2 separate regions of the Homo sapiens genome follow, and region 2 is linked to region 1. A link is a contact called in ENCODE Hi-C or POLR2A ChIA-PET data. All regions are on one chromosome and are shown on one strand. The core of a region is the stretch at or near the end of the contact, and the rest is flanking DNA. Distances in the headings are between cores, read along the strand shown.

The links. A loop is a pair of places that touch in the nucleus more often than their neighbours do. ChIA-PET counts read pairs that join two places held with the same protein, here RNA polymerase II (POLR2A). Pooled maps may share reads with other maps.
Region 2: a loop to region 1 is called in a pooled map, with 10 times the contacts of the local background. The contact joins the promoter of ZMIZ2 here to the promoter of MRPL32 in region 1. A Hi-C loop is called at or near these places in 1 of 37 single-sample maps with no recorded cell type and 9 of 50 pooled maps. POLR2A ChIA-PET finds 5 or more read pairs at or near these places in 1 of 52 experiments (CD8-positive, alpha-beta T cell).

Annotation. Positions count from the first base shown.
Region 1 is chr7:42,931,030-42,937,298 of GRCh38, reverse strand. MRPL32 (mitochondrial ribosomal protein L32) reads right to left here and starts at 4,923. Exons shown (of 3, transcript NM_031903.3): 1 at 4,783-4,923; 2 at 2,163-2,344. The coding sequence starts at 4,912. PSMA2 (proteasome 20S subunit alpha 2) reads left to right here and starts at 5,125. Exons shown (of 8, transcript NM_002787.5): 1 at 5,125-5,181. The coding sequence starts at 5,141. RefSeq lists an enhancer at 4,745-4,974.
Region 2 is chr7:44,746,771-44,753,220 of GRCh38, reverse strand. ZMIZ2 (zinc finger MIZ-type containing 2) reads right to left here and starts at 4,374. Exons shown (of 19, transcript NM_031449.4): 1 at 4,230-4,374. RefSeq lists an enhancer at 1,820-2,289 and silencers at 4,070-4,119, 4,130-4,239, 4,350-4,879.

The sequences.
Region 1 (6,269 bases), core at 3,674-6,173:
TATTTTAACATGAGGCAATATAACGAACAAATAACCACTGACAGGAGCAATGCTTACATTTTAACTTTCTTAGGATGTTCAGGCTACATGAGGTCATCATACACCATCTAGTTCCACCTCACTTTAACAGGAAGACTGAAGACAAGCAACACTGAGTTTGAATTAGAGAAAAACTAGAACTAGAATTCAGCCAACCTGAATCTGGTATCTTTACTTAAACACAGCAGTTGTAGTTATGTAAAAAAGAAAAAAGAAATACTCATTTCCCCTAACTCCAAATACTAAATATCAAATAAGGAATTTGTCAACATAATGAAGTGACCCAAACAATCAGCATCTTAAATAAGACACCAAGGAAAAGTGAATTCCCTTTGTCTTTCAATCTATCTTAGGGAAAACAAGATAAGAACATTACAAGTTGACTTCCTTGGCTTCCTCTTTTTATCACAGTGTAATTCAAATTCCTGTACAGAATACAGGTTTCGTATATGGTATAATTTTTCTTTTTAAAAATGAACACTGATTATTCCTTAATGTAAAATTATTTTCTATGTTACATTCTTAGGGTATTTTAATGATATATATATGTGTGTGTATATATATATATATAGAGATAGATATAGATATATATATATCTCCAACTTTAAATATAAAATAGAAACATTATAACCTCTAAAAGATTTATCAACTTATTCTAGATGTAGGTTTGAAAGAAAATACAAAGAAAAATACTAAACAGGATCATTAAAGAAGCTTTAAACACTTGATAAGATTAATATACTAACATTTGTGAGGCAGATAACAAAAGAATTTCCTTTTCTGAAAGGAAGAAAGAGGCTTGTATATTACTTGCCTAACCATATTCTCATTTTGCTCCACTACTGGAAACTGGATTGCATGCACAACTGAAGGTATGAAGACACCCACAGTCAGCTGGTCTTCCTTTCGTGATCAAAGTACCCAACATAACACACTATATACCGTATGTAACAGAAAATAATTCAAGGAAGAAAATAAATGCACAGGATAAGAACTATTCCTTCAGAATAAATGCGATCAGGGAAGTCACATAATAGATCAGTGCAAGATCTCATTCCTAAAATCTTACGTCCTCTTGAGCAAATTTATGAATTACTGTAAGTCTTAAGTAATAAAGTGTTTTTCAGTTCTACATTTAAGTTCAGCCCCAACCATCACTCAATAATACTTTCTGGCTTAAGTTCTAAGGTTTTGCTTAACAGAATGTGGATGCTTATGAAAGTCAGCTTTCTGTTCTCGAGTTTCATCTGTATGGTGCTGCTGTTGTGGAACGCCATGAAGTAAACAGTAACTGAAATCCTAACTGTTAAAACCATACATGAACAGATCAGAGGTAATACACACTGTAATTTTTCTTTACTAGATCAATGAAGACAGTACATCCATGTTGTCAGCGAGGAGAATCTGAAATTGTCTGAGGATAGGAGAACACAAAGAAAATCTTTAAAAGAACATGAGGTCAAAAATCAGAGCTCGAAAATCTACTGCTTCATAGCTGTGTGACCACAGGCAAATTCTTTTTGCCTCAGTTTTTTCATCCTAATAATGAAGAATATCTTATTTGCTTTGGAGGGCTATAAGACATGATGAGATATAATAAACATAAGGCACTGAGATACATCATAGACACTTAATTGTTGTTAGCTATTATATTACTTATCTTAGGGTTTTCCTTCATGGTATTTTGTTGGAAATGATAAAAAAATAAAACAAATATGTAAGGGCTTGTAAAACCCAAGATTCAGTATACCTACTGCTTCTAGCTTTAATTCTAGGCTCTGCCATAGTTAGGATGTTTACTCATCTGTAGTTCAAAACTCACACAGCTCAAGACTGACACAGCTCACAATTCAGAAGTCATGTAGGCACCTCACAGCCTCGTTCCTTGCCCAGTCTCCAAACTCACTCCTTCCTTGACTGTGTTTCTAATACTCAGGCTAGAGGACAGCAGGCTCTAGCCTTCTCATTATGTATATAATGAGAATACTGTATTTCATTTAGGCCAGAGGAAAGTAGACACATATAATCTGATAATAATTTATTCCTAGGCTATAGGAATCTACCATGAGCTTATTCAATGGAGGACTTGAGGAAAAGCACACCCACAAAAATCAATGCATTACCTTAACTTTAATAAGCTTCTGCGGATTTCTTCTCCTACACCGGTTAACTTCAATGGTGCGTCTATTTTTGGGAGCTGCCATCCAAAAGATACTGTCCAAAAGGCTGGAATTCTCTTTACTTCCACTGGTATCATTTGCTGGCTCTGTAAACATGGCTGGGCCCTGTACTGCTAATGCTGGTCCTAGGAAATAAAACATAAGAGATACAGAATTAGTTTCTAGCTTCTAAATTACTATTTACAGATATCATTTTCCTTAACAATCAATGGTCAAACATACACACACACAAAAACTATATATAAAATTTAGAATGTGAAACTCAATAATGAGAAACCTTAGCTATTAAAATACACTAAAGCTTATACAATTTTAAGGAACACAGAATTTTTTCTTAGCGGATCCTGCTGAAAAGAAGATCAGTGAAATTCCATCAAGTTTCTTATCTCATAAAATACAGGACTCTGATAGGCACCTAACTTGAACAAAACAAGCAAAGAATCACTCAACTGTCCACATTCTATTAATACTTGGCGGGTAGTAAGTACCTGATTAATTTACAAGTAAATCTAGACAGATTTCCTGAATACACTTCTGACCGGCACTGATGTAACTGCCAATTGCCTTTTCTTATATTCAAACTGAGTCAGGTCCTTTATGATACAACCTCTTAAGTCACTTAGTTCCTCATAACATTTAATCTTGATTCCTGTCTGCTCTCTAAAGAAAAGAGCCAGCTCACCATTTCTCTGTATGGCCTTATTTATGTGACTATCAAAGTTTCTCTTTTTCTGAATTGCTTATAAAATCAACATTCCTTTACCCTTTCCTTGCTATTTCTTAGACGTGCCATACTTTTTTTTTTTTTTTTTGAGACTGAGTCTCACTCTGTCACTCAGGCTAGAGTGCAGTGGCGTGACCTCGGCTCACTGCAACCTCCGCCTCCCTGGTTCAAGTGATTCTCCTGCCTCAGCCTCCCAAGTAGCTGGGATTACAGGTGTGCACCACCACGCCTGGTTAATTTTGTATTTTTAGTAGAGACAGGGTTTCACAATGTTGGCCAGGCTGGTCTTGAACTCCTGACCTTAGGTGATGGACCCACCTTGGCCTCCCAAAGTGCTGAGATTACAGGTGTGAGCCACCGCGCCCAGCCCACATACTTCTTTTGATCTTAAGAACTCTTAAAAATACACAAAGTTCTCTAACACTTAACAACTGGCATTTATTTTCAGTATGTCCACAAGTATTGCCAAGCATGCCCCGGTGATTAACAACACAGGCTCAGGACTGTCTGTGAACTTGGGACCATTGTGAGCCTACTGTTTCAGTTGGAAAGTGTATACACCTAATGGGACTGTTGTCAAGATTATCCCAGGAAGTACATGTAGAAAGCTTGGCACATTGCTTGGCATATAGTGGCATATATTTTCTTGGTATATTTCTGGATATTATCACTTTCAGGCTGCTTAGAAATTGAGTAGAATGTAAATGCCAAAGCCATGACAGTTTCAACATCCAAGATACTTCCAATTAAAATTAATTCCAAGTGAAACATGGGAAACAGAATTCAGCTCCTCAGAGCTCAAACACCACAGAAAACATGTACTGCGCGGGAGGGAGGGAGGAAGGGAGGAAAGAAGGGAGGGAAGGGAAGGGAAGAGGAGAGGGGGGAGAGGGGAAGCGGGAGGGGAGGTGAGGGCAGGGCTGGAAAGGAAAGACAGATCCAGAGAGTGGTGAGCCTTGATGCCAAGTGAGACCTGCAGAACTGTCCTCTCAGGACAACTCTGTACAAATCCCTGAACTCCACAGACTTGACCAAACTCTAGCATAGTTTCTAGCAGCATAAGGCTGTATCCTAGGATGACCTCGGCCCCCCCTTTAAAGTGCCTGCCTGAGAAAGCTCAACGCTGCCTGGAAAATTTCCTATTTATTTTGGCCAACATACCCCGATAGTAGGTCCCGAACTCCCTTAGAGCATTTCCTGGAAAGGGCATATAATTGTAAATACGTATCCCTTGCAACTAACTCGGAAGCTTTTCTTTCAAGGCCCTGAGAGCCATTCCTTCGAAATCTAATCATTAGGAAGGATAGGGCCTTTGTCTCCCAGTCTCTGCGGGAGGATAGAATTCTCCCTAAGACAACTGCGAGCTAGCAGACACAGCCGGCTAATCACATTTGCACTGACTTCACTATACTACACTTCTCTGACTCTACAGAGCCCCTACACTCCCGCCTCGCTCATTCTCCCTTTAAAACGCCCAAAGTCACCTCTGCACAAACCGGGATGGAGCTCAGCTCTTTACCTGCAGTAGTTACTGAATAAAATCTGTTTTCAGCGCTTTACTTACTGGCTGGCTATGATTTATCTTTGACACAAGCTTGGGTTACATTCTGTGTACGAATGGAACAAGCAGAGGAATTTTTTTTTTTTTTTTTTTGCGGTGGAGGGAGCGCAAAAACAGTCGTTCTGTTCTCGCTAATATGGGAATGTCACGAACTACGTCCCCGACATGAGGCCGCGGATCAGAACCGGGGCTGAGGGCGAACTGTGTAAGCTGCGTCTGCTACGCTGCCCGAGGTCCCGTCATCAGCCCCCTCTCCCACGGAGCCCTTCTTTACCTACCCCACGGAGGACTGGGAAAGCCCGGCCGGCTCTGCGGAAGCTTCCGTAGCAGTCGCTCCCAGTAGTTTCGAAGCACTCCCCGGGCCGCAGACCACGGCGAAACCACCAAGACCAGCATGGCCAGCGCCATTTTCCCTGCTGGAAGACCGCCCCGGTCCCGCCCCTGCTTTCAGCATGCGCACAGGCACAGAATCGGGCAAGCCTCGCTTCTTAGAACTACAACACCCCGCATGCTCTTGGAGCAGCTCTGACTCTCCTCCAATCATAGAGAGTAAAGGAAAGGTGAGGGGCGGGGAAATGAAAGGAAATCGGCCACAGTGCGCATGTGTGCGGCTGTGCTTTGGCTCTTCGGGTAAAGATGGCGGAGCGCGGGTACAGCTTTTCGCTGACTACATTCAGGTATGGAAGGGGCCCTCGAGGTCTTCAGCGTAGTCGAGGTTGCTGGTACTCTGTCGATTTAGTTTTTCCCATCCTGACGTCGGCATTGGTGCTTCTGGAGGGTCCAGTAGGGAATGGAGTTGGAAATGCGGCTTTGCAAAGTCATTTGCCAGGCCGACCCGGGATTCCTGGAGCTTCCTTGGTCGGAGGCTGCTGGAGGGTCGGGGGGATGCGGTTTTGCGGGGTTAACATGGGGCTGCGGGACGGTGAGGCACATAGCCAAGGATTCGCTTTCACTTTGGAGACCAGAAAAGAAGGCAGTTTTAGCTTAACCATCTCTGGGTGGCCCGTTCCGAACTCAGGATTTTTTTCCTGGCTCAAGTAGACCTGATGCGGTGGTTTCTGAAACTTGGAATCTTGGTCAAATATGTGGGGTTCCCTTTTCTTGGAAAACTCTCAGCTTTACAGTTAAGTCGGAGTCTTGGTCTCCATTTGGCACTAGTGTCTTTCAAAACCTCCCGCTTTCGGTTTCTTCGATGCACGAATTAGAAACATAAGGACTAAAAACCGAAAGCCCCTATCACTTTTTTGTGAACCCCTAACAACGAGGCAAGTTTGAGTTTTGGTCTTTTTTTGGTGGACTGGGGGGAACGTCGGGGAGGGGGATGTTTACTTTAAACAAGATTGTAGGTTTTTCTATTGTAGAAAAGGGGATTAGAATAATAAGTTTACTTTCCAAAATACAGTTGGGGCGAACCATGGCTCTCAACGTGAGAAAACCATCGCCGAAGACTTTTAAAAATTGACTGGGGAAGTTTTCTGACTTACCCATTTTCTTAAGGATCAGTAATGCCCAGTTTACTTAAAATGTACTCCTGACAACTGAAGGCAGGCGGGATCTAACTTGTTGAGTACTTTGTTAGGTGCAACTTAACCTTAACCTGCTCCATCTCTTTCCACTGCTATAATGAATGTTATCTCAGCTTCTTACAGATGAACTAACCGCAGCTTGTACAAATTAAACAACTTGTCTAAGGTCATCGGTGAGTAGCTGAGTTGACATTCAAACTGGGTTTTTTTTCTGATAACAAAAATACACTTTCCATTAC
Region 2 (6,450 bases), core at 3,125-5,624, 1.8 Mb before region 1:
AAAAAAAAATTAAAATTAAAAACTCCAATTAGAAAATAAGCAAAAAACATAAAGAGACACTTTGCCAAAGAGAATATACAGATGGCAAATAAGCATAAGAAAAGATGCTCAGCATCACTAGTCAGTGGGGAAATGCAAATTAAAACCACAGTGAGATATCACTATACATCCATCAGAATGGCTAAAATAAAAAATAGTGACATCACTAAATGCTGGCAAGGAGAAACTGGATCTCTCACACATTACTAGTGGGAATGTAAAATGTACAGCCACTCTGGGAAACAGTCTGGCCGTATCATATGGAACTAAGCAAGCAGCTACCCTACTATGACCCAGCAACTGCACTTGTACGCATTTATCTCAGAGAAATGAAAACTTATGTTCACATAAAAACCTGTACACAAATGTTTATAACTGCTTTATTTGCAAGAGCTATGGAATGGAAACAGCCCAGATGTCCTTCAATGGATGAAGAGTTAAATCAACGGTGGTACATCCATAGCCCGGATGCAATATAAAGGAATGAACTACTGATATATGCAACAACCTGGATGAATCTCCAGAGAATTAATGCTCGGTGGAAAAAGCCAATCCCAAGAGGCTACACGGTGTACGATTCCTTTATTTAGCATTCTTGACACACCAAAATTAGGGAAATGGAGAACAGATTGGTGATTGCCAGGGGTTAAATGTGGGGGTAAAGAGAAAGGTACTAATCTCTTCTCCATTTCTGTAATTTTGGCAGGAGGAAGGTGGGCGTGAATATAAGAAGGCAACAGGCTGGGCACGGTGGCTCACGCCTGTAATCCCAGCACTTTGGGAGGCTGAAGTGGGCAGATCATTTGAGGTCAGGAGTTCGAGACCAGCCTGGCCAACATGGTGAAACCCCAACTCTACTAAAAACATAAGAATTAGCTGGGCAAAAACTAACCGGGCGTAGTGGTGGGCGCCTGTAATCCCAGCTACTCAGGAGGCTGAGGCAGGAGAATCATTTGAACCCAGGAGGTGGAGGTTGCAGTGAGCCGATCGCACCATTGCACTCCAGCCTGGGCAGCAAGAGTGAAACTCCATCTCAAAAAAAAAAAATAGAAGGCAACAGGCTGTAACCTCTTTACTGTATCAGTGTAGTGTCCTGGTGCAATGTTGTACTAGTTTTCCAAGATGTTACCATTGGGGCAAACTGGGTAAAGGACAGAATAAATCTCTCTGTGTCATTTCTTATAATGCACATGAATCTTTAATTTTTTTTTTTTCTTTTTGAGATGGAATCTTGCTCTTTCACCGAGGCTGGAGTGCAGTGGCACGATCTAGGCTCACTGCAACCTCCACCTCCCAGGTTCAAGCGATTCTCCTGCCTCAGCCTCCTGAGTAACTGGACTACAGGTGTACACCACCATAGTCCATGCCTGGCTAATTTTTGTATTTTTAGTGGAGATGAAGTTTCGCCATGTTGGCCAGGCTGGTCTTGAACTCTTGACCTCAAGTGATCCACCCACCTCGGCCTCCCAAAGTGCTGGGATTAGAGGTGAGCACCACTGTGTCCAGCCAATAATTTCAAAATAAAAAGTTTAATTACAATACAACTGCTACCACCAGCCTTCTGTCTCCGCAGAACTGCTGTGACAATCTTTCCCCACTAGAAAGCTGGTTGGGTTGGCTGGCCACTTTGCTGTCCCAAGAACAGAGAGGGAATCTGGCAGGCAAGCAGATGTGCCCCCTCCCCCGCCCGTGGTCAAAGGCCTCAAAGTGCAGGCAGCACTCTGTGCAGCACTGCCTCATTTTAGGTCACCTAGGGCAGCAGCTCCCCAACTGCAGCACATCAAAACCAGCTCGCAGCTGGTGATGACAGGCTGCCCAGCCCCACCTGAAGTCAGTAGGATGGGCTGGGGCCTAAGCCCAGAATTTCTAACAAGTTTGCAGCTACTGCTGCTGCTGGTCCAGGAACTGTAGTTTGAGAACCTCAGATCTAGGAAATGCAGTGAGCTGGGGAGAAGGAGCACAGGGCAGGTACAAGGAGGGGAGGAGCCCACAGCAGGCTCCTATGTCACATGAGCCTGGGGAATTCCACCCCTGATGGTTCTCTGCTGTGGACAGAGACCACAAAGATTTCCAGTTCCCTCTGAGCTTACTCTTCACTGCACAGGGGGATTTCCTGCCGACCCGAACTCATGCCTCTGGTCTCCTCTCTGAGGACAGTCTCTCTGAAAAGACTTCCAGTCTCCAGGTCTGGTATCCTTGACCCTGTGCCCCTGATGATAGGATAGTGTTCTGCGTTGTGTGTGTGCAGATCCTCTTCTCATCTCCTGGCTTTGAGTCTGGGTTGGGAACAAGCCTGGAGCCTGGAATCTGGATCCCAGATCATGCAAGGCCCATGCCCACCAAGGGTCTTAGTGCCTGGCGCTTTCCTTGTAAACTAACTCCAGCTGGAAGCTAGGACCCCTTGAGAGATGGACAAGGTCAGTCTAGAGGGCCACAAGGCTTTCTCGGGGGTCAGATCACATCTTCCTCTAGACAGAGTTACAGAACTCACTACCCCAGACCTCTCTTCCCCAAATGTCCCAGAGTAGCTGCACCCCCAAGTCTCCTGGTTGACCTCCTGAGCCTTGTTCCATGCCACCTCTCTGCCTGCCTAGTCAGCTAGGAGCAGGACCAGCAAGTGGGCCCTGTGGCAGGCAACGCTTCTCAATAGGTCACACATCAGGACTCACTGTCTCCAAGATTGCAGGGTCAGGATCCAACCCAGGTGACAATGGAGTCAAAGGGTATTGAAGAAATGATGGCTGTGGAATGTTGCAGGAGCGGGGTCCTTGGTAGCAAAAAGTGGGGTACTCACATATACAGGTAGCTGAAAGTCCTGCCCCCTCTACCTGTAAGGCCACAGTACTAAAATGTCTAAGCGTGGGGCTAAGTCAGGATGCAGAGTTCATCAAAAAGTCCAGGAATAAGCAATGGCCCAGGCATGAGACATTTCAGTGAACAGCTGAAGGGACAACCTTAACCTGGCATCAGTTTACAATGTGTAAGATGGATATCTGGTAGCATCCTAGGACTGAGGACACATGACCACCTTCATGTCATCAGCCCTTGGGAGCTCAATCCCAATAATCAGGATGCTCCCCAAACATCTTAGGCCTGTCCTTCAGAAATCTACAACCGGCAACTGTCACCTGCTTGTTCTCTTCATTTACACTTCCAGCTTGTAACTATCCCCTGGGCATGACAAGGGCTAGAGGTCAGTACCTCTGGAAGTTAAGATTCCTTCACTTCTCCTGTTTCCACACTAAGCATCAAGGGATGCCCTCTGGTTCTAGCTTGCCAGAACTTGGTGGTGAGTCTGTGTCCATCCTATCCGTAATCACCACGGTCTCAGACCAAGTCACATGTTCCGTGTGTGTCCCTGTGAAATCTGCGATGACACAAATTAAAGACACCACCATGGATGTTCTGTAATACTGGAAAGAGGGTACCCTAGGGAGAAGGAGAGGCAGAACACTGCAGGGCAGAGGGTCCAGGGAATGGGAGGAGAGACACGGTAGGTGGAGGGGTAAACAAGGCACCGGGTGGGGGTGCCGCGGTGAAGGACACCTGGCACTAGGGAAGACAAGGCACCTCAGGGGAGCAGGGCATCCTCACGCCTGAGCTTCAGTATGTCCAGTTTGGAAAGGGGTGTCCCCATCAAAACTGGCAGCTGGGGGCTGGCCGCTCAGCGTCGTTCAGCCCAGGAGCGGAACAGCTCCTCCGCGAGCAGGTGACGGCCTCAGACGGCCCCCACATCGCCGTGCTGGTGGGCACGTAAGTAGGAGCGGAGGGGCGTACCATGTAGGTGAGACTGCCTGGCCCCAAAGCTAGGAACGATCAGGTTGGAGCGAAGGCCCGGCCAGCCTTCATCGCTCAGGAGAACCCCGAGCGCCGCTTACACCCCTCGGCCAGCCTCCAACAAAGACTCAGGGGAGGGCTGGATGACCCTGACGCCCACGGGGCCGAGCCTGCCCAAGACCACGACGCACGCGTGGCAGGTGCCGGCAGGTGGGCGGCAGAGCCTCTAGCCCCAGCCCAGCTGTGAACCCTACCGTGGCGCCGCAGCGGAACCGGGGCGCCCCGGGCGACCAGCTACACCTGCCTGCCCGCCCGCACCTGCCGGCCCGCACCTGCCGCACCTGCCTGCCCCCGCCGGCCCACACCTGCCTGCTGGCGGCGTTGCCAGGGGCCACCCCCAGGACCCCGCTCACCTCCGCCCGGCCTGGCCCGGCCCCTCGCCGTGGCGGCCCCCGGCCCGCGCCGCTCCATGCGCTCAGCCCGCCCTCCGCGCCGCCCGCCGCCCCGGGGCCGCCGCCACCCGCGCCATCGCGCCGCCGCCCGCTCCGAGGGCACAATGGAGCCGCCGCCGCGCCGCTCATGCATATGCATGACGCCGCGCAGCCGGCCCCGCCTCCCAGGCCAGAGCAGCAGAGCCCCGAGCCGGCGCTCGGGGCGGGGGCGGCCGCGAGCCCGAGCGGCCCAAAGCGGCAGGGTGGGGCCAGGGCCGCAGGTGGCTGGGCGGGCAGGAGACGCAGCCTGATCGCGACCTGCGCCCCCAGCCCCCTCCACACCTTTCTGAACGCGGCGTCGGCAGAGCCACTGCGCTCTTCCTGCTCGCAGTCCGCCGGGAGCGGGGCGGGGCCGGGCGGCGGAGGCGGGGCCAGGACGCCGGGGCGGGGCCGAGTGGAAGGCGGGGCCAAGGTGCCGGGGCGGGGTCGGGAGGAGGAGGCGGATCCAGAGAGCCGGGGTGGGGCCAGGGCTCGGGGCGGGCCCCGGCGGAGGAGGAAAGGAAGAGTGAGTCCTTGCCCTTCCCCCACCCGCCCCGCCCGCGCCCCGCCCGCGCCCCCCCTGCTTCCTGGGAGTCCATTGCTCTGGCCCGGCGGGCGGGGACACGACTGGGAGACAGAGAGACCCAGGGTGCCACTTTTGGGAGGGGATCTTATTAAAGGACTCCGGAAGCCCCTCGTTAAAGCAGAAAACTAAACTTAACAAGTTCGCTGTCCTCACTGCTCAGTTCTCTCTTCCCAGTGGTTCTCCTTCTGGAAAAAGTCACTATTGAGCTAGTCTAGCCTGATGGAATAGCCTCTCTGATCAGTTTCGATCTTTGAAATGCTATTATCAGCCTTTAAGTTATTCTTGACTTTTCCTACCGTAAGTTGAGGAAGACCACATTCTCTCAACTACCCATAATTAATTTTTCTTAATTGTGGTAAAATACACATAACGTAAAACTTACCATCTTAACTGTTTCCAAGTGTAGTTCTGTGGCACCAAGTACATTCACATTCTTGTGCAACCACCAACCGTCTCCAGGACTTTTTCATCTTCTCAAATGGAAACTCCATACCCAGTAAACACTAGCTCCCCATTCTTTCCTCCTCCTAGCCTTTGGCATTCACTATTCGTCTCTAAATTAGACTACTCTAAGGACATCGTATAAGTGGAATCATACATTATATGTCTTTTTGTGACAGTCTTACTTTAGTTAGCACAGTGTCCTCACTTCCATCCATGTTGTGGCATGTGTCAGAATTTCTTTCTTTCTTTCTTTCTTTCTTTCTTTCTTTCTTTCTTTCTTTCTTTCCTTTCTCTCTCTCTTTCTTTCTTTCTTTCTTTCCTTCCTTCTTTCCTTCCTTCTTCCCTCCCCTTCCCTTCCCTTCTTTTTTTTGACGGAGTCTCACTCTGTCGCCAGGCTGGAGTGCAGTGGTGCAATCTCGGCTCACTGCAACCTCCACCTCCCAGGTTCAAGCGATTCCCCTGCCTCAGCCTCCTGAGTAGCTGAGACTACAGGGGCACGCCACCACGCCTGGCTAATTTTTTTGTGTGTGTGTTTTAGTAGAGACGGGGTTCATCATGTTGGCCAGGATGGAATCGATCTCCTGACCTCGTGATCCGCCTGCCTGGGCCTCCCAAAGTGTTGGGATTACAGGCGTGAGCCACGGCGCCCAGCCCCTTCTTTCTTATGGCTGAATAATATTCCATTGTATGCATATTCCACATTTAAGTTATCCATTCATCTATCAATGGATACTCCACAATTAATTTTTGACATTGTTGAAATTTCTTCCCTGAAGGCCGCCTCTGAACTCTGTGCTCTATTTCTTTTGGGAATCATTCGTTCATTGAACAAATATGGCAGGCCTGCTGTACAACAGTCCCTGGTCTGGGGTCTGTGAACACTGGTCTGTCCCCAGGAACCAGGAGAATAAGGCCCCTCCATCCATACAGCAAGCATGTTAGAGGGGACAAACAGAAGGAAATGAGTTAACAGGTAACAGTGTGTCTGTCAGAAAGAGTGTTAGGAAGAAAACTAAATCAGGGCCAGAGAATGGGGAGGGAGTGATGAGGTATGAGGGACGGATTCTCTGTGGAGCTGGCCCTGAAGAAGAGACCCAAATGAAGGGGGAGGCAGGCACCAGGGGACCCTGACCA